Linked DNA regions of Homo sapiens: region 1 is linked to region 2. A link is a loop called in an ENCODE intact Hi-C map of the cell type or tissue named here. Cell type or tissue: PC-9. All regions are shown on one strand. Each heading gives the region's core, and the rest is flanking DNA. Links, peaks and the distances in the headings are about the cores only.

Evidence for each region. Peaks named below come from ENCODE experiments on the same cell type or tissue, not always from the same donor. Only the 100,000 strongest peaks of a DNase experiment are listed, where the experiment ranks them.
Region 1: it touches region 2 in a loop (2.1-fold over the local background); 1 of 110 quality-filtered maps calls a loop at or near these places.

What each region holds. Positions count from the first base shown.
Region 1 is chr5:56,523,358-56,529,911 of GRCh38, forward strand. All of the region lies in intron 4 of C5orf67 (chromosome 5 putative open reading frame 67), which reads right to left. Among named protein-coding and RNA genes, the nearest start is that of LINC01948, 45 kb to the left of the region's middle. In PC-9, for the core only: no CTCF peak of the experiment used is centred there; DNase peaks (open chromatin) are centred at 1,924 and 4,014; H3K27ac peaks cover 4,217 bases.
Region 2 is chr5:56,443,583-56,450,136 of GRCh38, forward strand. No RefSeq gene overlaps it. Among named protein-coding and RNA genes, the nearest start is that of LINC01948, 35 kb to the right of the region's middle. In PC-9, for the core only: no CTCF peak of the experiment used is centred there; a DNase peak (open chromatin) is centred at 3,849; H3K27ac peaks cover 2,995 bases.

The DNA of each region.
Region 1 (6,554 bases), core at 973-5,972, 80 kb after region 2:
TAAAAACACTCAGTTCTTGGGTGAACAACACACCCAGCCTCTCCCCAATAACTAGAAAAAAAGGTCAGCATCCTCCACATTTGAAGGTCAAAGTCCTGGTCAAAGATGCTGTTTTGAGTCACCCATGGATAATGGCCAATTTGATAGAAGATATAGAAACAAACAAACAAACAAACAAAGACCATGTAAATCAAGCTTGCCTTTAGATGTTTGGCCTAGAATAGGGAGTATAGCTTAGTGCCTAAAAACTTGGACTGTGAAGAGAGACAGGTCTGGGTTCCAATCTCAACCACATAGGCAAGTTATTTAAACTCTATAAACCTTAGTTTCCCATCTGTAAAATGAAGATGTCGATTGTACTAACATATATTTGTTATGAGGATTACATTTTTAAAAATTCACACAAAATACCTGACATAGGGGAAATAATAAAATCATATTGTATAGACAGAAGCATGCTAAATAGAGGATTCTTGTGTCCACTGAATGCAGGTGCTACTGTGTGAGGCAGACTCAAATGGCCTCTCAAGTGGCTGGCTTGCTTGCCTCTTTCTCTGCCTTCTTACAGGAAAGCAATTCCTAATGCCTGACATGGCTTGAAAAAAGCTGACAGGGAACAGCCTCCAGATATAACTGAGCAGGAAGCTAGAAACAGCAATCCCTGCACATTCTGCTAAACTCAAGTTTGAGGGAAGTCTGGTGGTGCATCCTGGCTTGGACTAGGGAAAAGCAACTGGCCAAGATCATGGTCGAGCCACCAATTATCACCTCCTCTGAGGAACGCACACCCTTTTTTAAGTAATCAACCAATTAAAATTTTAAACTCAGGAATCTTTCTCTTAAAACATACAGATTTTTATTACAATTTCAAAAACATCCAAGACAATTATTTATAGCCTAAATGCAATTATTTATAGCCTTGTAAAAATATGGGCCAGATGAATAGAAAAGACGGCTGGTTTTGTTCATTTGTTTTTACTCTCTCACTGCACCACTATGTGGTTTAGAGTTACTGCATTTTGTTGTTAGCAACTGGATAATTTCCAACCGGTTATAAGAATCGAACCTGTTTGGTTTATCACACACAGACACACACACAGAGTTGTGTATATAAATACAATCTAAATGTCCCCTCAATGGGTAAACAGGAGTTGAAACAGTTGGAATATTCATTACTATGGGTAAGTTAGAATTGTATGAACGTGGGCAGAAAATTTTCCTTCCCTGGGTCTTGGGTTTTTGAAATATAAATAAATGCACCTAATTATGCTTACAGATTGTTTCATTCACCTAGCGGTGTTTTAAAAATGTGAATGTGAATGACTTTTCTAAGCACTCACTTCCTAGTTCCCTAATATCACCCAGCTGCCTGCTTCTCACATTTGCTTCTCTTCTTGGTGCCTGGAAGCATTTGGGCTTGCAGACCCTGCATGAGATGATTTAGGCTTCCTCTAACTTCCAGACTCTGCTATCCTGATTCTTACTGAGTTGCTGAGTTGTCGAATCTCTTTGTTGGGAGAGTAAGTAAAACTCTCACTCTTTTACAGATAGGCTTGCGGATTTATTAGGAAGAAATGAAGCATGCTCAGACAAAAAGAAAAAAAAGTCAATTTCTTATTATTCTTCAATTTTTTAATTTCTTTGCAGATATTTTGGAAGATCCCTGTTCTGTAACTCTACATTCTTATCTGCAAGGTATCACTTATTTCAGCCAGTTAATAACCACCTCTCCTTGTCAAGATGTTATATCTGAGACACTCCCAAAAGTTTCTGCTGGTTTTTCTTCCTTTGTCTTTGGCTTTCCTTAGGGATATTGGGCAAATATCCCTGACAACTTAAACCTTGATGTGACAAATAGAGATTTCACATTTATGATTAAACCATCATGATTCCACAAAGGGACAACCTGAGCCTTCATTTGGTTTGGGCTTGGAGCCAACAGAAGTTGAGTCAGACACTCCTAGTGAGTAAAGGCTCGCGGGCTCAACTTGGAATCGAGCAGGGCAGAGGGGCCTTTGGTTGTAGAGCTGTACTCAAAGAACATAACACTCCTCCTGCCAAACCAAACTTAATGGCTCTGCCCTCCAAAAGTCACAGCTTTTATCAACCAACTGGTATTCTACTGTGAGATGCACAATCTATCCCACTTTGATCTCAGCAACAATATGCTTGAGGCAATGATCTCAATTTTGCAATCATAGCTGAATTGATGTAAAACTGGGGACAATCACTTTACAACTTTCTTTACTCAAATCTCATTTCTCCCTAATAGCAGAGCCACTGCCCCCAAACTGACAATCGGCTAGAACAGTGTGCAGAATCACCTGAGGATCTTGCTGAAATGATAATCCCGACTCAGTGAGCCGGGAGTGGGCCTATGATTCTGCCTTCTGACTGCTCCCAGCTGATGTGGGTGCTTATGGTCCACAATTGCATTTGGAGTAGCAAGGACCTAGACAGCTTTGTCCATTTCAATTAGGTGTTTATTTGCTTCCAAGTGCTGACTTCTGTGCTAGGTGCTGGGAATACAAAGATGCATGAGACAATTGCTTTCCTCGGAGAGCTCACTATTTAATGAAGAGGTAGACACATAAATATCTAACTATGGTGTACATGATAATTGCTATCATTACAATATGAATGCAGTCCTTTGGCACCAAAGAAAGAAGTGAGAGATAAAATTATAACTTACAATCAATGTACAAATACTCCTATCTCTACCTACCTCTGCCCTTTTTTTATCCTGTGCATGTTCCAACATGAAAAACACTTGTAACGTGGAACCCAGATCAGACCTCCCTTAAAACTGATATTTCCAAGAAGTCAAGCTCTGGACAAACTGCATATAAGCAGATGCTTTCAAAAAGGTGAAATCATGATTCTCATATAAATATAAAACGAATGTGTGTCAAATACTTTATCCAATTAACACTGGTCGAAGAGCATTTGAGAAGCTACGTATTTAGAGGCAACGTTAGGATAAGATTGCCAGGTCAAGCACAAAGCTGGTCAATATCCAACAGAGCCATAAACTGTAAGATAACTTTTGGGTTATCTTTTCTAAGGGACAGAAATTATTTGCACCTCCAGCAGATAAAATCTGCCTGTTAAGAACTGGATCTCTAGAGCTGTAAGGTAGCTCAAACAATAGAACGTCAACCTAGCACTAAGTCCCTGGTAACCTCTTTCGCTTATTTTCAAGTTTCAGATAAATTTTCTGATTTCACACCCAGCCTCCAGAAAATTATTGCAAGATGGGAGAAGATCCCCCTTTACTTCAACTAGCTCTAAAGGTACTTTAGAAACTGAACCTTCCTAATTTACCTGATTGGATCTCATTCCCAGATGAAATGATTGTTAGTAATAGCATCTGTCATTGATTGAGGTACTAGATTATGTGTTTTAGGTACATTATCTCTCTCAGTCTTCACGTCAGCCCTTGAAGTAAGTACAACTATCCCTCCCTGACAGTTGATGAAATAATCTCAGGGAGGTTAGATGAGTTGCCCAAAACCATGCAACTACTGGCACAGCCAGGATTCAACACAGTAATATTATTATGAATACAATAAGTAATTAGCAAATGAATGTGAGGCCTTAATGTTAGACAAGAATAGGTTGGGTTTGGGATCAACGTGATTTGTACGATTTTTTTTCCACAGTGCTTAACATTTGCAGGTCCTTTGGATGAGGGCATTGTTTTCAGAACCTATGTTAAAAATAGAATAATATTTGATTGAAAAAGAGTGGGGAGGCCAGGAGAGAGCAGTTTGCTATGGGACAGACACTGTGGCATTCCAGGCTGCAGTTTTAGGGCCTGGAACCACAGGAGCGCAGTAAGGGCAGGGCTGGGCAGGGCTGGGCAAGGCAGGGTCGGCTCACACTCCCCACCTCTGGCTGCTCCTTGGCACCTGGCTGCATGGCTGGTTCACTTCCTCTGCTACCACGAAAGCTATTTCTCAGGACCTGGGATGAATAATCTAATCAAGAATGATGCCACCTTCCCAAGAAGCACTTCCTGGCCACTCCCCAGTCACCTCCTCAGGACTACATCCTCCTGAGGGCCTGTCATAGAACTTTTCTGCTTAGGGTAGGTAAAGGGACGTCCTAAGAGATGAGCCATTAGCTGGGGTGGGGCAGATTGCAGAGCAGGAAGGCAGTCTCTCTCAGAGCAGAACAGGGCTACAGGCAGGCAGGGAGCCACAGCACCTATCCCAGAGGTCATTTCTGATGTTAGAGTTCCCTTGGATATTTGTTAAAAAATGTGTCCTCCCAGACCCCAACCCAGACTTACTGAATGAGAAGAAACTCAGGGATAAAGCTCAGAAATCCTTAATTTTTAACAGCCTCTCTTGGTGATTCAATCTGAAAACCTTTTGTCCCAGATCACTAGTTCTTACCCCTGATTTCACATTAAAAATTAAAACCACCTGAGAAACTTCTTTTTTTTGAGACAGGGTTTCACTCTGTCACCCAGGCTGGCGTGCAGTGACACAAACTTGGCTCACTGCAGCCTCGACTTCCCAGGCTCAACAATCCTCCCACATCAGCCTCTCAAGTAGCTGAGACTACAGGCACACGCCACCACTCCTGGCTAATTTTTGTATTTTTTTGTAGAGGTGGGGTTTTGCCATGTTGCCCTGGCTGGTCTCGAACTCCTGGGCTCAGGCAATCTGCCTGCCTCAGCCTCCCAAAGTGCTAGGATTACAGGAGTGAGCCACCATGCCGCCCCCCACCCTGTCCCTGAGAAACTTCCAAAAGCAGCATGTCCTGGCCCAGAAATCTGTACTTTTTAAGTTCTCTGTCCCACCCATTCCAGGGAGATTCTAAAGTAAAGCTAGTGTGGAAAACCATTTTTCTAGAATTCAGTGCTTCTCAAACAAGCGTGCATTCAAATCATCTGGGAATCTTGTTAAATGCAGATATTGATCCCGTACGTCTGGGGCAGGTCCTGCGACTCTGCATTTCTAATAATCTGTGGTGCAGCAGATGCTGCTGGTACTACTTTGAGTGGCAAGATTCTCCATGGTAGATCCTTAACCTTGGCTGATCACTAGGATCACCCGTGCCGATTGCATTGGTTTCTTAGGGCTGCTGAAACGAATACCAGAAACTTCTGGCTTCAAATAGCACACATTTATTCTCTTACAGTTTTGGAAATCAGAAGTCCAAAACCAGTTCCACTGGGCCAAAGTCAAGGTGTCAGCAAGGCTGCCTTCCTTCTAAAGGCTGTAGGAGAAATCCATTTCCTTGACCTTTCTAGTTTCTGGAGGGCACTTACGGTCCTTGGCTGCTCATGGACCCTTCCTCCATTTGCAAAGGGCATCATCACTCCTATCTCTGCTTCCCTTGTCCCCTGGCCTCCGACTCCTCCCCAATAAGGAACCTTGTGGTTACGTCAGGCTCACCTAGATAATCCAGGGTGATCCCCTCATCTCAACACCCTTAACTTAATCACACCTGCAAAGTCCCTTTCACCATATAACAGCATGTTTATAGCAGTACAATTCGCTATTGAGAAAATATGGAACCAGCCCAAATCTCTATCAATCAACGAGTGGATGAAGAAATTGTGGTGTGTGTATATATATATATATATATATATATATATATATACACACACACACACATATATATATATACACACACATATATATATACACACACATATACATATATATAATTATGTTTTTGTATTTTTGTATATATATTGTGTATATACATATACCACAATTTCTTCATCATATATTCATATAGATATATGACGGAATACATCATAATTCATATATATATGATGGAATACTACTCAGCCATAAAAAGAAACGAATTAATGACATTTGCAGCAACCTGGATGGAACTGGAGACTATTATTCTAAGTGAAGTAACTCAGGAATGGAAAACCAAACATTGTATATTCTCACTCATAAGTGGGAGCTAAGCTATGAGGATGCAAAGGCATAAGAATGACACAATGGGCTTTAGTGACTCGGGAGGAAAGGTTGGGAAGGGGGCGAGGGATAAAAGGCTACAAATTGGGTGCAGTGTACACTGCTTGAGTGATGGGTGCACCAAAATCTCACAAATCACCACTAAAGAACTTACTCATGTAGCAAAACACCACCTGTTCCCCCCAAACCTATGGAAATTAGAAAACAAAATCACAGGCTCCAGGAATTAGAACATTTTTGTTGGGGGTGCATGCATTCTTCAGCCTACCACAGAGATTTTTTTTTTTTTTAATTCTGAAACTGAGGTCCCTTGGTAAAGACCCTGTTGTGTTTGGTCTAGGGCAAGGCCAGGCCCAGGTATTGTCAGAGGCTCTGGGCTGAGGACAGCACTATGCATAGGGGGTTTGCGAAATGCCGCTCCCCCTAGGCCAGGGCACACTCGCGCAGGGCTTCCCTCCACCCCTTCCACTGATTCCACCCTGGACTTCCACTCAAAAACCCCAGCACACAAACTGAGGCCTCACAAGAGAGTCAAGGAGGCAAATGTTGGTCTTTCCCCCTGCTTGGGAGGCCATTGCAATTAGGGACCTGGTTCCTGCTTTTTGT
Region 2 (6,554 bases), core at 746-5,745:
GATAGGGTTAAAGAAGAAATCAATAACAGAAAAAGATTTTTAAAATCCCCTAATATTTGGATATTAAACAACATATTCTAAGTAACCCATGGGTCAAATAGGAATTCACAAGAGAAATTGGAAAACATCTTGAATTGGATAAAAATAAAGATTCAAAAGGTCAAAATTTGTAGTACAGCTAAAGCTGTAATTAGAAGAAAATATGTAGCATTAAATGCTTATGTCAGAAAGGTAATTGGAAAACTCACAAAATTGAAAAGAGCAATGGAGAAACAGAATCACAACAAGCAAGAACAAGGGACGAGGCAGTAGCTAGACACATAGCCACGATCATGCTTCCCAGCAGCTCTGCATCAGTTGCAGGCTACTGGCTGCCACAAGTTGCCTGGAAGCCTCTCTTGGCTCCAGAAATTGGTTCTTACCACCCCAGCTGTTGCCACCCATAACAAGAATGGTTTCCTTCATTTCTTGACACCAGCTCTCTCTTCATAGTCCAGAGCTTGAGAGTCTGATTGGTTGAGCCCAGGCCATGTTCTTCTATCCTAGCTATAAAAGTTGATAGGAGAGTAAGTGGCTTAAGTGTTCAGTTTCTGTGGTGGCAGGCTGTGTCTCCAGTAACAACTCAGAAAGTGAGGATCTCTCCAAACAAAAGAAACAATTTCAGAAAAGTTATCACTGTGCCATGCCACCATCTTTTCCCAGACTCCTGTTTTCCTCCCAACAGCCAATCATTCTCGTTAGTTTCTAGAGTAGCCCCAGAAAAGGATACATATGTGTAAATTTCTGTGTCCCTCCCCCTTCTTTATAAGTGAATAGAAATTTATAAGGTTATTGAGTGAGACTTTCCCTGATACTGTGTAGCTGGTTAGAAAGACCCAGACCTGAGATCGAAGTGTACCCTATAGTTTAGAGAGGATTTTGATTGGTAGCGTTTGGGAATATTGGCAGGAAAGGGAAACTAATGTCTCACTCCCTGACTTGCTGCCTGCCTCACATGGCTGGACAACTGGATATGAGATTTAAATAGGACATGAATGAAAAGTCTAAACTAAACTAGACTGAACATTGTTTAATTATGACAATGAGCCCTACCCAAGATGTTGTTTGTCACATGATGGCAAAGGAGACTTTGACAGAGTGTGGTGAAAGTATTTATTCATATTGGTGACAGTACTTAGTTGCAGTCAATAGAATCCACTCTAGCTAGCTTTAAAAGAGTTTTATTTAGGTATATAGAAGGCTCATAGAACCACTGATAAGGTTAAAGAATCAGACTCCAGGCTGAACCCCATGGACCTGACCTCAAAAGCATTTCTGCCTCTGCCACAATATAAAATGAACAAACAAGTAAACAAACAAACAAATCAGGAAGCCACCACAACTTCTGGCTTCAAGACTGTTTTTGCTGATAGAGGCCAAATGAATGCTCCATGTCCTACCTTCTTAAAATAAAGTTAGTTTTAAATCAAAATTTTTTTGTAGATATAGTTTATTTTTGCAACCTGAATTATACGTCCCCATCATTGGGGCATGGGAAATGGCAATATATGGTTGTTGTTTTTGATTCTACATTGGAAAATTTGGATTTAAATTATGGGAAATATTAGAATGTGGAAAAGCGTTTAATAGATTTGGGGCAACACAAATGACAGTATTGACTATAGCTACCCTTGGAAAAAATAAATCATTTTATGTTAATTCACATTGAACTGAGACTGTGCAAAAAACCGGTTGAAGAAATATATAGCTATGAACTACAAGTTATTGTTGTCATTTAAAATGTATCTATATCTGGTCGGGCGCGGTGGCTCACGCCTGTAATCCCAGCACTTTGGGAGGCTGAGGCGGGTGGATTGCTTGAGGTCAGGAGTTCAAGACCAGCCTGGCCAACATGGTGAAACCTCATCTCTACTAAAAATACAAAAACTTGGCTGGGCATGGTGGCATGCGCCTGTAATCCCAGCTACTCAGGAGGTTGAGGCAGGAGAATTGCTTGAACTTAGGAGGCAGAGGTAGCAGTGAGCCAAGATCATGACACTGCACTCCAGCCTGGGTGACACAGCAAGACTCTGTCTCAAAAATAAATAAATAAATAAAAATTTAAAAATAAAAAATAAAATATATCTATATCAGTTACACATAGATTTGCTTTGGTTTGTTAGCGGCTGTATAATATTTCACCATGAGGATGAACTCTATCATATTAAGCCCTCTAATGATAGAAATTCAAGTTGCTTGCTATCTTTTACTATTTTTTTCAATAGCAAAAGTTTTTTTTTTAAGCTGCAATGCAAATCCTGGCACACAAGTGCAAGTATAACAACATCTTCCATGATTATGTCCCTTCTAAATAACAGGCTAGAATCTCTTTGCTTTTTCCTCCTGAGTTAAATAAAAGGATCCTTTTGTTCCTCTCAAGAATGTACTACATAATTTTAAATCCATTCTTGAATAAAAGTAACAGCAATAGAAACAGACTCGTGGCAGATGTAGCTCTCACATCAGCCACCAGCTACGTCTGTGACCTCAGGCAAGTCACAAATCCCTTTGGACTTAATTTCATTACCTCTAAAATGTAAGGGTTGGACAAGGTGATCTCTGAGGCCCAGCTACTAAACGGTGGTCCTTAGTAGTGTCTTTAGGATACGTAATATTGCCTGAACATTTTATGGCATCAATAATTATGCCTTTTAGGTACAGTAACTTTCAGTTTCTTCTCGTGTCTCCATCCCTTCTCACTTTCCCAACAGCAAAAGCAGCACCTCAAACAGAGTAGATGGTTAGTAAACCAGTTATTGACCAATGGGACAAGCCTATTGAATGAGAGACAAAATTTGAATTTATCCATTCATTCATCATCCAAAATAACCAACCCTGTGCTTTGCTTGTATTTCAGTTCTAGAATATTATTTCCCAAGAATTTCTATACTTCCCTATGGCTAACGAATAGAACCATCCTTTACCGATTCCGTTCTTTTGCAACTGGATTATTTAGTATTGTAAAGTATGGTTATAAAGTAAATATTTTTTTCCCTTAAATTTATTCTATTAGTAATGTACTCTTTAGTCCTTTGGAAAATTTGGAACTCTAAATAATCCAAATCCCTTCATGGAAATCAGGCAAAACCTGTTCGAAGAGTTTCTCTTTAATGTCTATGAAAGTATTTTGTAAATGCCCCACCTTAATGCAGCTCTGTGATTGTGGACAAAAAAGTAGAGCCTGGGGTCTTGAATGGACAATGGATTATAATGAGGTAGATAACCTTGGAGCATGGTGAGAACAACATACACTTCATTGGGCAAATCACATTTTGCCTCACTAGCTGTGTGGCCTTAGGGGAGTTACCTTACCTCTCTGGGCCTCAAGTTAATAATACTTTCTTGGCAGGGCTATTGTGAAATCTAAACAAGTATATGTAACATGTCTGTCATATGTAACCCCCCCAATCATAGTAGTTGTTAATATGATTACCCATGCAGAGTGATGTTGATGAATACAGAAGGCATTCTAGAATAAATGATGTTGAAATGGTAGGCTAAATGCAAAGCCACAGTGAAGAAGGCAGGGCAGCCTGAACCAAGTGTAAGGAACTACCCTTTAGCTTCCACGAAGCCACCTGAATGGAATCTCCTGCTGTCAGCTCACCAGACGCAGTCTCCACAGGTTTATGTAAAAGCTGGTTATGCTCTTAATTTGGTCCACTAAAAAATTGTCCATTGTCTCCTGGAGTGACCTTTATGCCGAAAACATCATCTAGCTATTCATGCAGAGGTGTATGCAGTGTGTCTGGGCTATCTTGGAATGCCTCTTCTATTACCACATTCAGAACATCACTTCCGCATTCCCTCCTCTCCAACCCAACTGCTGCCTTGTCTCAGGCTGTTATCCACCGTTCCCTGACCCTTGCACTGGTCTTGCCTGGAGCCTCACTCCTCTATGAGCTGTCTTTAATCTGGCTGCCAGAGTTATTGCTCCACTCCCTCTCTGCTGTCTACAGGGGGAAATCATATTCTTCTGTAGCACTTACAAAAGCCTCCATCACCTCTCCTCCTGCCTCTCCAACCTAATCTCCACCATTTCTTGCCATTCTCTCCCCACCAAGCCCCGCCCAATCAAACTCTACTCTCCCAGGAATACTGATCTATTTACATGTCCCAGAATGTTCTATGTTTTGTATTGCACATAGAGTTCCTCCTGTCTGGAATGCCCTCCACAAATGTGTTCATTTGAGAAGCACCTACCAGTTTTCGTGATGTCTTCCCTGGCTCCTTTTCTCAGCTTAGCTGTGCTCCTCCCCTGCACCCACCCAATCTTCCAGACAAACCTCGATAATGCAATTGCCTTACTGCAGTGTAATGCTTTGTCTTTGGCCTCCCACAGTCATATCACAAGGCCCTTGAAAGGCTCTTTGATAATGAGAACTACATGTGTTTTCATCTTTATATCCGTGGGACTTAGAACAACACTTGGCACATAGCAGGTGCATGATAAATGATGGTACCTGCTCTCTGTATCAGTTGGGAATGAGTTTGGCTGCAAGTAACAGAATACCTGGCTGAGAGTATTTCCCACAGAAGTAACACAGGGAATTATTTCCTACAGATAACAAGGTTTCTGGAAGCAAGTAGTTGCTGGTGTTGGCTTAGATATTCACTGATGCCATCAGGGTCCCTGGTTCTATCTTTCCCCTTTCAGTCTATTCTCAACACAGCAGCCAGAGTGATCTTAAAATGTCAATCTCAATCAAATCATGTCACCCTCTCCTCCAACCCTCCAGTGATTTGCTTAATGATTTGCTTGTTTTGCTCAGGGGAATAGCTACAGTCCTTATATTAGCCTCTAATGCCCTGCCCAGGGTGAATACCTACTTTTCTTTTTTCCATAATACTTATCACCATGTGACATATTATAGCCTTTATTTCTCAGATGTTATATATTGTCTTTCTCTCCTGTTACCACTAAAAATAAACACCAAGGAGGCAGGGATTTTGTGTGCTTTTTTCACTGCTGTGTCTCTAGCAACTAGAACAGTGCCTGGCACATAACAGACACTCAATAAATACTAGTTGAATAAATAAATGAATGGCTCTTTCTACTTTACCTCCCTTCCAGTCTAAGCTTTGTCTTCATCTTTGTTGCCTCATGGCTACATGATGGCTGCTGCTTTCCAGACATCATGTCCATGTCCAAGGCAAAAAGAAATTGGGGAAGAGTAGTGCCAGACACATGGGCCCTCTTTATCACATAAGCAAAACTTTCTCAGGAGTCCCAAGCTGACTTTAGTTTATATCTATTTGGCTTGGGTTATGGCACAAGCTACCAGCAGCAGTGAGAGAAACTAGGAAAGCAAGTAGGTAACTGGGCACATTGCTGCCCTGAGCAAGATCGATAAGAAGAGAAGGGCTGGACATGGTATCACTAACTGGGTCTACTGTGAAACTGCTAAAGGAAGAACCCAAACTTTGGGAACAAAATGGGAAATGCACCACCCTCTCCTAGAATCATCTCTGCCTCACATCCCTTCATTTCCCAGATGACCTGCCCTTGGCCACTGAAGGAACATGAAAGGCACAGGCAGCCTGTGGCCTGAGGCTCAGAGAGTGCAACAGAGACCTTAGTGTCTGCTCCCTTGAAGCTCACCGGAAGGCCAGCATATAATAGCGTTCAAATAATTGCATCTCTCAGGCTTGCAAGCACGCTCAGCATTGTTCAGGCAAACTGTGCCTTCCTGTGCCTCTGAACTTGGTCACCGCAGATCAGCCCTGCCCAGTCTTTGGGTGCTCCAGACTGCACACTGATGAAGAAACTTTGGCAACTGTTAAATTGCCTGCAGATGGGTCCAGTCACGCAGAAACATTCATGCAGTGTCCTCCAGACCCTTTGTGTGCTTCCCCGGATACAAGAGAGTGGGACCTGGACCCCCCCTCTGCCCAGCAGGCTTATGCTGCTCTACATCCTCTGGGGAAGTGACTGCAGCTCATTTGAACCTAGAAGCAACCATGTGATTCTCTCCCAGGCCGTGGTTCTCCTGACACATGTAGCAGAAGCCATTCCAGGAAGAAAAGGTGCCTGGACCCTGGATATTAGGGCCTGAAGCAAGGCATCACCAGGAAATTCTCTTCAGTTATTTTGGCTCTGACCTCGATTCCATCATGATGCTTGTCACCACATTCTTCACTAGGTGAGGGGCACCATGAGGATAGTGACTGTGTATTTCATCTGTTTGTACCTCTAGCACGTAGCACACTGCCTAGTACCATAGCAGGTGCCAAATAAATAGGCACTGAAAGAATGAATGAAAGATTCCCTGAAAATAGAATGTGACAGGCATGTGGAAGCGAGAGGGGAGAGGGAGCCTGAGGCACCCTGTGGGTGGTACAATACTTCTTCATAGCCTTTGCGTTACAGTCTAAAGATTTTACCAGCTTCAAATATTAAACACCTAGAGAGATTTTTTTTTCCACTTTTGCTGTCTTAAGCTCATTAACTTTCTTCAAGGTTTTGCCCATTGTTGCCACTGGAAAGAAAGAGGGAAAAAATGTTAGCACGTCCA